Linked DNA regions of Homo sapiens: regions 1 and 3 are each linked to region 2. A link is a contact called in ENCODE Hi-C or POLR2A ChIA-PET data. All regions are on one chromosome and are shown on one strand. Each heading gives the region's core, a stretch centred on a gene start or an enhancer-like site at or near the end of the contact. The rest is flanking DNA. Distances are from core to core; before and after follow the strand shown.

Evidence for each region. A loop is a pair of places that touch in the nucleus more often than their neighbours do. ChIA-PET counts read pairs that join two places held with the same protein, here RNA polymerase II (POLR2A). Pooled maps may share reads with other maps.
Region 1: a loop to region 2 is called in a pooled map, with 4 times the contacts of the local background. The contact joins two enhancer-like sites. A Hi-C loop is called at or near these places in 4 of 50 pooled maps. POLR2A ChIA-PET finds 5 or more read pairs at or near these places in 5 of 52 experiments (CD4-positive, alpha-beta memory T cell, CD8-positive, alpha-beta memory T cell, T-cell and 2 more).
Region 3: a pooled map shows a loop between it and region 2 (3-fold over the local background). The contact joins two enhancer-like sites. A Hi-C loop is called at or near these places in 4 of 50 pooled maps. POLR2A ChIA-PET finds 5 or more read pairs at or near these places in 2 of 52 experiments (H1 and activated CD4-positive, alpha-beta memory T cell).

The regions. Positions count from the first base shown.
Region 1 is chr14:97,601,335-97,604,878 of GRCh38, forward strand. No RefSeq gene overlaps it. Among named protein-coding and RNA genes, the nearest start is that of LINC02291, 84 kb to the right of the region's middle. Within about 2 kb of position 1,502, at least 6 of the 41 ENCODE cell types and tissues checked have a DNase peak (open chromatin) inside an H3K27ac peak, as active enhancers do.
Region 2 is chr14:97,378,028-97,381,479 of GRCh38, forward strand. No RefSeq gene overlaps it. Among named protein-coding and RNA genes, the nearest start is that of LINC02325, 79 kb to the right of the region's middle. RefSeq lists enhancers at 779-1,408, 1,241-1,300, 1,391-1,440. Within about 2 kb of position 1,329, at least 3 of the 41 ENCODE cell types and tissues checked have a DNase peak (open chromatin) inside an H3K27ac peak, as active enhancers do.
Region 3 is chr14:97,618,941-97,622,389 of GRCh38, forward strand. No RefSeq gene overlaps it. Among named protein-coding and RNA genes, the nearest start is that of LINC02291, 66 kb to the right of the region's middle. Within about 2 kb of position 1,716, at least 3 of the 41 ENCODE cell types and tissues checked have a DNase peak (open chromatin) inside an H3K27ac peak, as active enhancers do.

The sequences.
Region 1 (3,544 bases), core at 252-2,751, 220 kb after region 2:
TAATTTTCAGGAATACAAACAAATGGAGAAGCTATAAAGAAAATGAGAGTGTGGGAAACACGACGAGGGAAGGAGCCAGGATGGGGGAGGGAGGAGCATAAGGTTCTAATTCTTAAATTGGGTTACACAGGTGTTTTCTTGTATTTTTAATTTTTGTGCCTTATATATATTTTAGAAGAATTTGTGTATGAATTCAATCATTTATAAAAAAGAATTTTATGTATATTTATAATATAGTTAAAAAGCAGACATATGTGTAGCTGATGATGGGAATTATTCCAACGTTGATGAATATGCTGTCAATGTGGGTAAGAGAGATCACTTGGATCTTAGGCATTTTGAAAGACTTCATGGAGAAATGAAGGTTTAAAAGAGGTCCAAGTTTTGTTGAGGTGAATTTCATCCATGGTGAGGATGAAATTCCAGCTTTGGCAAGGGAGCAGAAAGTGCAGCTTTTAAAGTAGGGAGGGTGGACTTTGAATACATTAGTACCTTAAAAATGGCATTTCAGAGTAATTGGAGTTCGGCCAGTCTAAGAATAGGTAAGCAATAGATGGTACGCCATGTCATGTAAGTCTCCATGTGATACTGTGGTTAATAGTGACCTTGAGTTTGAGCCCTCTGCCAACTTTGTAGCTGTTTGACCTTGGAGGAGTCATTTTATTACCTTGAGCCTCAGTGACTTCTTCCACATGATGGAGATAAGAACTATGCATACCCCACAGTGTTGCTTTGAGGGTTAAATCAAGGAATGCATATAATGTACCTTGAATAGACTGATCGACACTGAATGTTGACCACTGTTTTATGATGTGGTTGAGGTTCCTACTAGGAATGACAGATAGAAAGGACAAGAAATGCCAGGATACACAGGTGTGAGGATCCAAGTGAGACAGGAGGGACATCTTGTTTTGGGAACCAGAGCCTCGGCCAACTGGAGCACTGTGGACCTGAAAAGACAGGGGATGAGAAGAGGATGAGAGGGGGGAGTAGGAGTCAGATCGCGGAAGGCTTTCTGTGCCATGCCAGAAATCTTGAACATGATTTGCAAATGATGAAGGCAATACCTGAAGGGTATTCGGCAGGAGAGTAGCACTCTCATGTGGGGAATGAGTATGATCTGAAATCTAAGCCGTGTGCCTTTGGGGCTGCATCCGCCCAAGTGACCATTTTATTGTTAGAAAGATCCTTCTGGCTGCCTCCTTGTGGAGAGTGGCTTGGAGGGGGCCAGATGGGGACTGATCAGACAGTCATGTGGAAGGCTGCCACTGCTATCCCTGCACAAGTTATGAGAAGGTCCTACACTAGGGTGGGGCCAGGAAGGAATATGAGCAACACAAAAGCGGCATCTCTGACAGGATCTCTCGGGGGTGGCTTAGTCTCAGAGCTTATTTTAAATGCCAAAAGGGAAATGGGAGCGGCATAGGGGGTGGGGTGGTGGGGAGGAAGGAGAGCTCAGATCTTATCTGGACTCTTGGGCTGTCATCGGAGCTGCTCAGAGCAGGTGCTTCAAAGCCTTTGGCTTTCCCCTGCATTCGGGCCCATGTCGGGTACACACACAAAGTGGGCATGCATTATTCAGGTGGCATCACATCCTCTGTGCAGCTCATCAGAGCTTGCTGCTTCGGGCCCTCCTTCCCCAAAAGCCCATTGTTAAGAATTATAAACAAACAGGATGGACGCCTCTACAGTCACTACACTGGTGCTGCCGGCGGGATCTGCAGTCATAACAGGAAATCGTGCACTTGCTGCAGAAAGATTTTTTTCTAAGAGGCAGCATGAATGTCATTGACCTAAATTCTAGTGCCCTAGCCTATACCTGCAGAACTTTTCAGCAAAGAAATGTCAGTGAGAGGCAGATTAAAAGGGTCTCTAACTATTTCTTTCTTTTTGCTTTATGAGTATCCATTGCCATGAATATCTAGTGACCCTGAAACCTACTTCCAACTTTGCAATCAGCTCCCCAAAGGTTGACTTAAAGATACAGATAAAAATGATGAGGGGGTATGGATAGAGCAGAAGGTGCTGGCTTTCTACTAGTGGAGGCTGATGTCATCTGTGCCGCAACCGAGAGTAGTGATAGTGGCACCCAGTCCCACCCTACAGGGACCTGCCCGACTACAGGGCTGAAAGGACAGTGCAAGGGACTTCAATCTTTCAGATCAATTACTAGTTGTTCTAAAGGACTGTGGCAATACAAATTAGGTCAGCATCATTTTCTCCTTTACAGATAAGCTCATCTAGATGCAGTAGCCAAATGAATTGCCCAAGATTTGGAGCTCAGAGAGTTTGCTCAGCTGGCCCCTTTTCCTCTCACTCCAAGAATGCATCATCTTAGCATCTCACTCATTCGTTTATTAATTCACTAACTCGCTAAGTATTTGTAGAGTGCCTACTACATTCATGCATGGCGCTGGATGCTCAAGATGCAGCACTTAATACACTGTAATCCCTGTCTGTAAAATGGTCGTAGTCAAGTAAGAGCAGATAAGTTAGCTACTAGATGGGACACAATGTAAAAAGTGCTGCAACGGAGTTGTTAAGGGATTCCAGAGTAGCCTCCCTTAGCCCAGGCTGGGGTATTCAGAAAAGGCTTCCTGGAAGAGGGGGCATGGATGTTGGTCCATAAAGGGAATAATCTGGATTTAGCAACAGGAAAGAGGAAGAAGGATGTTCTGCCAGAGGCATTTGTAATGTCAGTTGGATTGGAAATAGCAGAGCTCTGGCCAGCAATCATTAATTTCACTTGGGTTAGGGGAAGCGCATACCATTGGGTGTGGCAAGAGCTATTAACAATGGTGGGTAACAAGCTAAACGGATATGAGAGGTGTTGTAACCACTCCATCTAAATAGTTAAATCGAAAGAACAATTCTATAAAGTAGTCACTAGGAATCTCTTTTAAGATTTAGGAAACTGAGGCTTGTAGAGCTGAAGTGACTTGCAGGGTCACATGGCGAGGCAAGTGAGAAAAAGATTTTAAAATTTTGGCCCTAAAGTCTGGCCAGAGCCTCTTTTGGTGCAGAAGTTCTGATTCCTCTTCTTTTATCTCATCATCCAGAGAATAACCAACCTGGAATATGTGTAAGTTTCTGTCTGAGCACTGGTATCATTGCAGTGGCCTCCTCCCTTTGCTCCTGGGAAGGGGCTGCCACTGGACAAAGCATGGGACATTGGCACAGTGGATAATAACACTGCATCAGGAGTGAGAATTCTGAGCACATAGGTCCCTCTACAGCTCAGAGTCCCTATACTCATTTCCCTACCATAGCTATAGGGTCTCCCCAGAACTTGGAACTCCTAGGCTGTGCCACCCTCTTGTGATGAAGTGAGGAGAATGAATGTCATTGGCTTGTTTTCAAGAAGCACCTCACATACATGCAGAAGGAAAAAGTTGGCCAAGGTAAGTCCAAGGGGAGTCTCTGCTTTTCACCCTAGTACAGTGAGTCTTGGGGAAAAACTGGTCTTGCTGCAGCAATGAGTTGGGCCCTTAGTGTGGTTTCACTGAGAAACAGGAGGTAGCAGGGCTCTGCTCATCTTGAACAC
Region 2 (3,452 bases), core at 79-2,578:
ATGCAGGTATAAAGGAGGTTAAGGGAGTGCGATTTAGAGCTGATGGTTTGGAAATGCAGATCTTTTCTCCCTTGGAAAATCCAGCTGACTCTGACAAAGGAACAAAATACAAAATAAAATCAAGCAAAGGCAATTACAGCTATCGCACAAGTCTAAACTAGATGTTTTATGAAAAGTGTTGCTCAAGGTATAATCCTTTCTGCTCTTAGGGGAATCGAGGAGTGACTTCATGGAGGATATCTAGGAAGAGAGAAGCCACGGCAGTGTGGTGTAATGCAAGGAGCACTGGATAGGAGTACTTTCTGCTAGGTGGTGTTTTTGTTTAATGCTTGAGTGCTCCTATGGGCTACCCATTATGCTGGGTGCTGAGGATGGACTGATGAGTGGATTGTGGTCCCTGCTTTCAAGCAGCTGGCTGTCTCCTGGAGGACAGGAACTCATCAAAAAAATGTCACTGCCTTAGTGAGGCTATGGGCAAGCTGAGCACAGGTGCCTGGGAGCTGAAGGTCAAGACACTAAGTCCACCCCGGGGGACTTCAGCCAAAGCTTCTGAGAACGAGTCAGCTCTGAGCTGAGTCTTAAAAGATACAGAGAAGGTCTTGTGGCAGGAAGGTGTAGAAAGGAATTTTAGGCAGAAAGAGAGTGAGCAAAGGTATGAAACAGCAAGCTGTGAGAGAAATGTCTTAGCCACTCCTCTGAACTCCCAGAGCATAAACTTTGAGATTAGGAATGGTTGAGGACCATGGTCCCTAAATTAAGGTGCTTGGAGACTGTTGTTCAAACCATGAAAATAGGAAGGACTGTAAGCACAGGGCATGGTCAGCATTCTTTCTGAAATCACTGTGGTTACCACCAATTGACAGTGAAGGCCTGGTTACTTCACTTATCAAACTTCAGATTTCTCATCTGAAATGGTTGCGTTGGTTACCCGGGTCTGTGAAAGTCCTTTTCAGCCTATACTAATAATGTTTTTTTATTCTGTGTTTTTCATATTTTGCTATCTCGGATACTTACTGACTCTGGAGAGACTGCCCCTCCTAGGGTTAGTTAAGTCCTAGAGATAGCAAGTAAGTTACCCGTGGAGCAGGCTTTTCATGTGCAAACCAACCAATCGGAGCTCACACTCCCAACCACCTCCTTTATTCAGCGCTTACACTCCTGGTCACTGTTCTCCTGCCCTAATCATCTGGGTGGGTACTAAATAACTAAGGGTAGCCTCCATGCCCCACAGCCCACTTTATTCAAACAAGCCACTTCTAAACCTGTCTAGCCTACCCTGCCATTCTTCCAGAGAACACCACAGTAAAGATTCTTGCCTGTGTTCTCTCCCACCCCTCCTTCCGCCTCCTGACCAGCCCCTGGCTTCCTCTTGGGCCCCCCAACCATGGTGTGGTACCTCCCTTCCTCTTGCGGTCTGTGAGTATAGCAAGCTACCTTTCAACAACAATCATCTCCTGATCTGCTGACCGCGTATATAAATAAGAATAAAACCTGTATGTTCAAACACAGCAGTATTCCTGAATCACAAACGGGGCCCCAGGCTAGGCAAGTGGGGCTGAAATACACCCTTTGGCCAAAACCTGGACTGTGTGTGTCAGCCCAGGAGTGTGTGTTTTTTCAGTTTGCACAAAGGTGCCCTGCAGGCTCGCGTGGCCCCGGGGCAAGTTGTTTCACCTCTTTGAATCTCGGTGTTCTCATTTGCAAAATGGAGCATTGGTCTAAATGTGGAACGTGTTTTCCAGATTTTAGATTCTCTAACCTTCCTTGCTGTGGGACCTTAGACAAATCTGTTCTCCAAGTTCCCCATCTATCAAGCGGGTATAATTTTCCCTATTTCCATCCTTCCTTGTCCTGCAGACACTGAGTGGGAGAAGCTATCTGAAGCTGCTTTGTAAACTATAAAGTCCTGTACCAAGAGGGGTCTGCTATTAGTGGTATTGTTGGGTATGAGCCTGTCCCTGGCTGTAGGTGGGTGAGGCTTTCAGGGCAGTGGTATATGATTTAGCAAATTATCTCTTCAGTGTGCTACAGAGTCCGCCAGGAGTTTGCTCACTGCAGGATGAGGGAACAATAAGGCCTCGCTGTATTCAATAACAGTGGTTTAATTATCATGATTATCTCACATTTGTATAAAGTCTTTGCTTTCAGGATCTCAAAGTACTTTACAAACATTAAGCCTCTTGGTCCCCCCAGGGGAGATACTAAATTGATACATGAGCTTGCAGGTCTCTCCTCTTCCTGGCTCAAATGTGGTTTTCTCCCATCCAGGTGAGGATGAAACAGAATCTCACATCCACTGTGCAATGTTCAACATCAGATGTTTAGGGTGTATGTATAATGGGCCACGCTGAAAAATATTGAGAATGGGAATAGCCACCATTTATTGAGAGACAATTACATACAAGACCAGACCCCAGACCTGCATTAGATTGTGTCATGACAGTAATTACCCCCTCACTGTACAGATGAGGAAACTGCAGTTCAGAGAAGTTGAGTTGCATACCCAAGGTCACACAGCCAGGGAAACTAGACACATGTAGGCGCGACTTGGATACAGATCTGTAGGTCTCTCTGAGACCGAAATCACCACTCTGCACCATACTTAGCTGCCCTCCAGGGCACTGCTTGCTTTGAGTCAATGCCCTTTATTTTGCACTCGTGGAATGTGACTGTGTTTCTCTCACCTTGGCCTTGAGATTCAGCTGAATAGAGTAGGAGGAGGTGACCTTTTCAAGAGGCGGCAGTGAGCAACTCTGTGCTGACTCACCCAGGAGAGCCAGAGACACACCTCTGCCCAACCTCTGCTGCCGATGTTCCAGTTACTATCGGTGTGTACAAGTCATCCCTCACATTAGTCAGATTGCACTGCTATGACAAAACACTATGGACTGGTGGCTTATAAAAAACAGATATTTATTTCTCATAGTTGTGGAGGCTGGAAATTCAAGATCAAGGTGCCAGCATGGGCCAGTTCTAGTGAGGGCTCTCCTTTGGTGTGCGGACTGCCGTCTTCTCATTATAGTCTCACATGTGGGAAAGAGGGCTACAGAGCTCTCCAGGGTCCCTTTATTCAGGGCACTGATCTCATTCATGCGGCTCCATGCTCTTGACCTAATCATTTCCTAAAGGCCCCACTTTCAAATACCAACACCTTGGGGGTTGGAATTTCAATACATGAATTTTGAGGGGGACACTTTCAGCCCATTGGACCTTTAAACTTAGCAGTTTACAGCCACCATTTTATGATGTTCACACATTCTGTTGGTTAAGAATTTGGAAAAGGAGACCAGCTAGGCCAATCTCCCATGGCACAGGATCTCTGAGGCCTCAGCCAGGGAGACTCAAGCAGCAGTGGTGACTCAAAGGCCCAGGTCTGGAATCATCTGGTAGCATCTTCATTCACATCCCTGGTACCTGGGGTTGTTGATGAGATAACATACACACAGCCTCTT
Region 3 (3,449 bases), core at 466-2,965, 240 kb after region 2:
ATTCAAGCAGTAAAAGTAGCAAGCTTGATCCAATGACATGTGTGGAAAAGGAGAGTAAAGGTTGACAAAAAATTGAGACAGAAGTACCCTTGTTTAGGTGTATGTATATTATGGCATTTTGATCTGCAGATGAGAAAGTAAGAAAAAGCTCAACTGCCTTCTTCTTGCTTAATCATCACTTTCTCTGTGAGCTACTGAACTTATCTGTGGCTGTCCTGATGGTCCATTTCAGAGGCTTCTAAATGCCTACCTGTAGAACAGAGGTGGTTTGAGAGGTTGTTTTCACCAGTCTGCAGTGAAATGAGAAAAATAAGAGATGCAGCATGATTTTCATGACAATAACTTTCTTTGTTTCAAAGAAATGCTTTTGTCCCTGTGCCTTTAAAATGTCCTTTCTTGTATAAAATTATGCTGCTGATGTTACTATGTTTATTATTGTTGTTGTTCTAATTTCTTTAATTGGCAAGATTCGGAGTCTGCAGTACTTAGAAAAATTGCAAATAGATGTTGACTCTTTTGTTCTTCCTGAATCACCTCAGTGCAGAGATGAGAGTCTGGTGTTAGGTGACTGGTGCACCTTGTACAAGCTCACATCACTCTTCATGGTCTTTGTAATGATCTTGAGGCCTGTGTTTTTATTCTCCCCATTTAACAGAAGAGTAAACTGAGTCCAGATAATTTTGTTAAGCACTGATATTTTAGATTTTTGCTTATCATTTGACTCTAAGTTCAGATCACTTTTTTTTTTTTTTTTTTCAGAAAAATTACACTCTCCTATTACCCAAGTCATGTTTGAGTGGGATTTCTCTATGGATTGATGCTGTCCCAATCTTTGGGTCAGAGGTCCCAGTTGATTCATAAAAGTACACCTAGTTTAGAAAAAGTGACAGTATTTATTTGGGGGAAAAAGTTTTGAGCTCTCTGCATTAGGATCCTGCCAATATGCCCTCTCAAATTATATGCTTCTTAAGAAAAGAAGTTTGCTTTAATAAAAATAGATTCTATGCGACATGTTATTCTTCATAATTGGACCAAAGAGCACAAGGAGCACACACTTACAAGATAATCTGAAAATGAACGGACAAATAATATAGTAATCACCAAATCCTTATTACTTGAAGCCTATCTGCGCCAGGAGGCCCTTTCTCCCTTGATGATCAGGCCTGACCCCTATTAATTTTAATAGGAGTTAAATAGTCACGTCAAGGGAAGTATCAGGGAGTGCATTTGCAGCAAACCAACCCCAGAGATTAAGACCTCCACTTTTGGCTTTCTGCTGAAAATGTGACACATTGCCTGATGCTTATCTGCTTTTAATTGTGTGTTGTGTGTGTATGTTTTTCTCCCTTCTTTTTGCAGAGGAGGCAATTTGCAAATCGTTGCTATCTGCCTCCCTACAAGGAAGAGATAAATTATATGAGAGACTGTGGCGTTTGGCCTGTTTGATATCCTTTGCTGATAAATTGAAGTGTACCTTCATAATTAATACCCAATCTTTTCTGATAGGCTTTGCCACGCTAAACCTTGGAGGTATCTAACTGTAATGAAAAACCATTGTTGTGATCACCTTGCTCTTTTTTCCCTTTTTACCCCTTTCATCAAAAATATGCACAGAGGTTTTGTTGGACAGAAAGATCTCTCGGTTTTATTAAGCAGCATCTTCAAAGATTCAGCAGAGACAGACTTGCTTCTGTGAGCTTTGTAACATGTAAGTGACATTTCCCTGCGTTTAAATATGGCTTTGTTAGGCAGTGCTTGCAATCAGAATGCAAAAAAAAAAAAAAAAAAAAAAAAAAAAAAAAAAAAAAAGCCCCACTGTTAGAACCTGAAACCAAAGAGAAATAGATCCTCCTTTAGTTTCACTTTTGAAATAGGAAGTCGAGGGAAAGTCAAAATCAGACAAATCAAATTAGATTTAAAATTCCTGTGAACTCTCAGAATGCACGATCAGGATAAACATTTCTTTCTGAACCAAACAAAGCAAGACACCATTTAGTAAGATTTTATGATGGATAAGTGAGACTGCTCATTTGTGTACGACTTCACAACTAAGCAAAGTAATTAGAAAATTAGCTCATCAGCTCCCCAACCTTCTGACTCAGATGGGGCAAGGATTTTAGAAATAAGGCCATTTTACAGATAAGGAAATTGAGGCACAGAAAGTAGGCATGACTTCTCAAGGCAGACGTGGGATCAGAATATAGGTCTTCTGATATCTGCTGCAATTATTTTGCCACAAAAGAAGACTCTCCAACATTTTATGGTGATTTACATGTCAGTATATAGATATGAGGATTTTAGCCAAAACAGAGAAGAGATGAAGCCTGTGCCATCTCATTGGCTAGCCATCCCCTGTTGTCTTTCATTCTCTCTTTCTGCAAAACCTGCCACACCACAGGCTTTTTGAGGAGCATTCCTCTCACCTCATGCTCACTATTCTTGTTCCAGAGTCTTACTACGAATTTTATTCCTGGCTCCAGATCACATTCACTAGCCCTTGCTATTACGAGCGAAGTCATATTCCCCTGCCCATACACAGAGGCCAGAGCAAATCCTCAAGGCCTGGAAGGGGCAGCATCTTGGAGACACTTGGCAAGATACATGGCTGGAGACCTCAAGCTACCCTCCTAGACACAGATAATTTTTTTTAAGTTTCTGATTTGCAGAATTTTTATGGGGAAACAAAAGTAAATCAAACAAAACTAAATAAAAGACTGTATTTTTAAGGGCCTTTCATAAGTCGAATTGGCTCTTGCAATTCTTGTGACTCCACAACATGAAGCCATCTATCCACCCATCCAAACCTCCAACCTTCATTGGTCAAATATTAATTGAATCCCTGCTTTATATAAAGATCCTGCCTGCAGTGGAGCTTACATGCCAATATGAGATGGAGACAATGAGTAACAAACAAGTTTAAAGCAACAAGTAACAGACAAGTTGAAAGGTGATGTAGAGAAATGTAACACAGGGAGAGAAAGTGAGGAGAAGATCTACTACAGAAAATATGGTCAGTGAAGATGTCTCTGTAGAGGTGACATTTTAGCAATGACCAAAGAGAATAAAGCATGTAAAAAAAAAAAAAAAAAAACAAAAAAAACAAAAGAAAGGTCATTCTATGAAGAAGGAATGACAAGGTACCAGCATTTTAAAGGACATGACAGTGGCCCATTGGAAGACAGCATGACACCCAGTGAGGGAGTGTCATCTGGGGACCTCTGAGTTCAAGCAAATGCATGAATAAATGGACAACCCCAGCTGCCACTGACCAGCCTCATCATTTTGGGCAAGTCCCTTGTCCTTGAAATTGCTTCCCAATCTTGAAAAATAAGAGGATAAATAAACTGAAAAAAATATTTTAGGGTTACATTGACTTAAAATCCTGATTCCATGTAAAGCTTGCCCCAGAGACTTCATCATCTTTCTTCTTTCTTGTTACCCCAATCCTA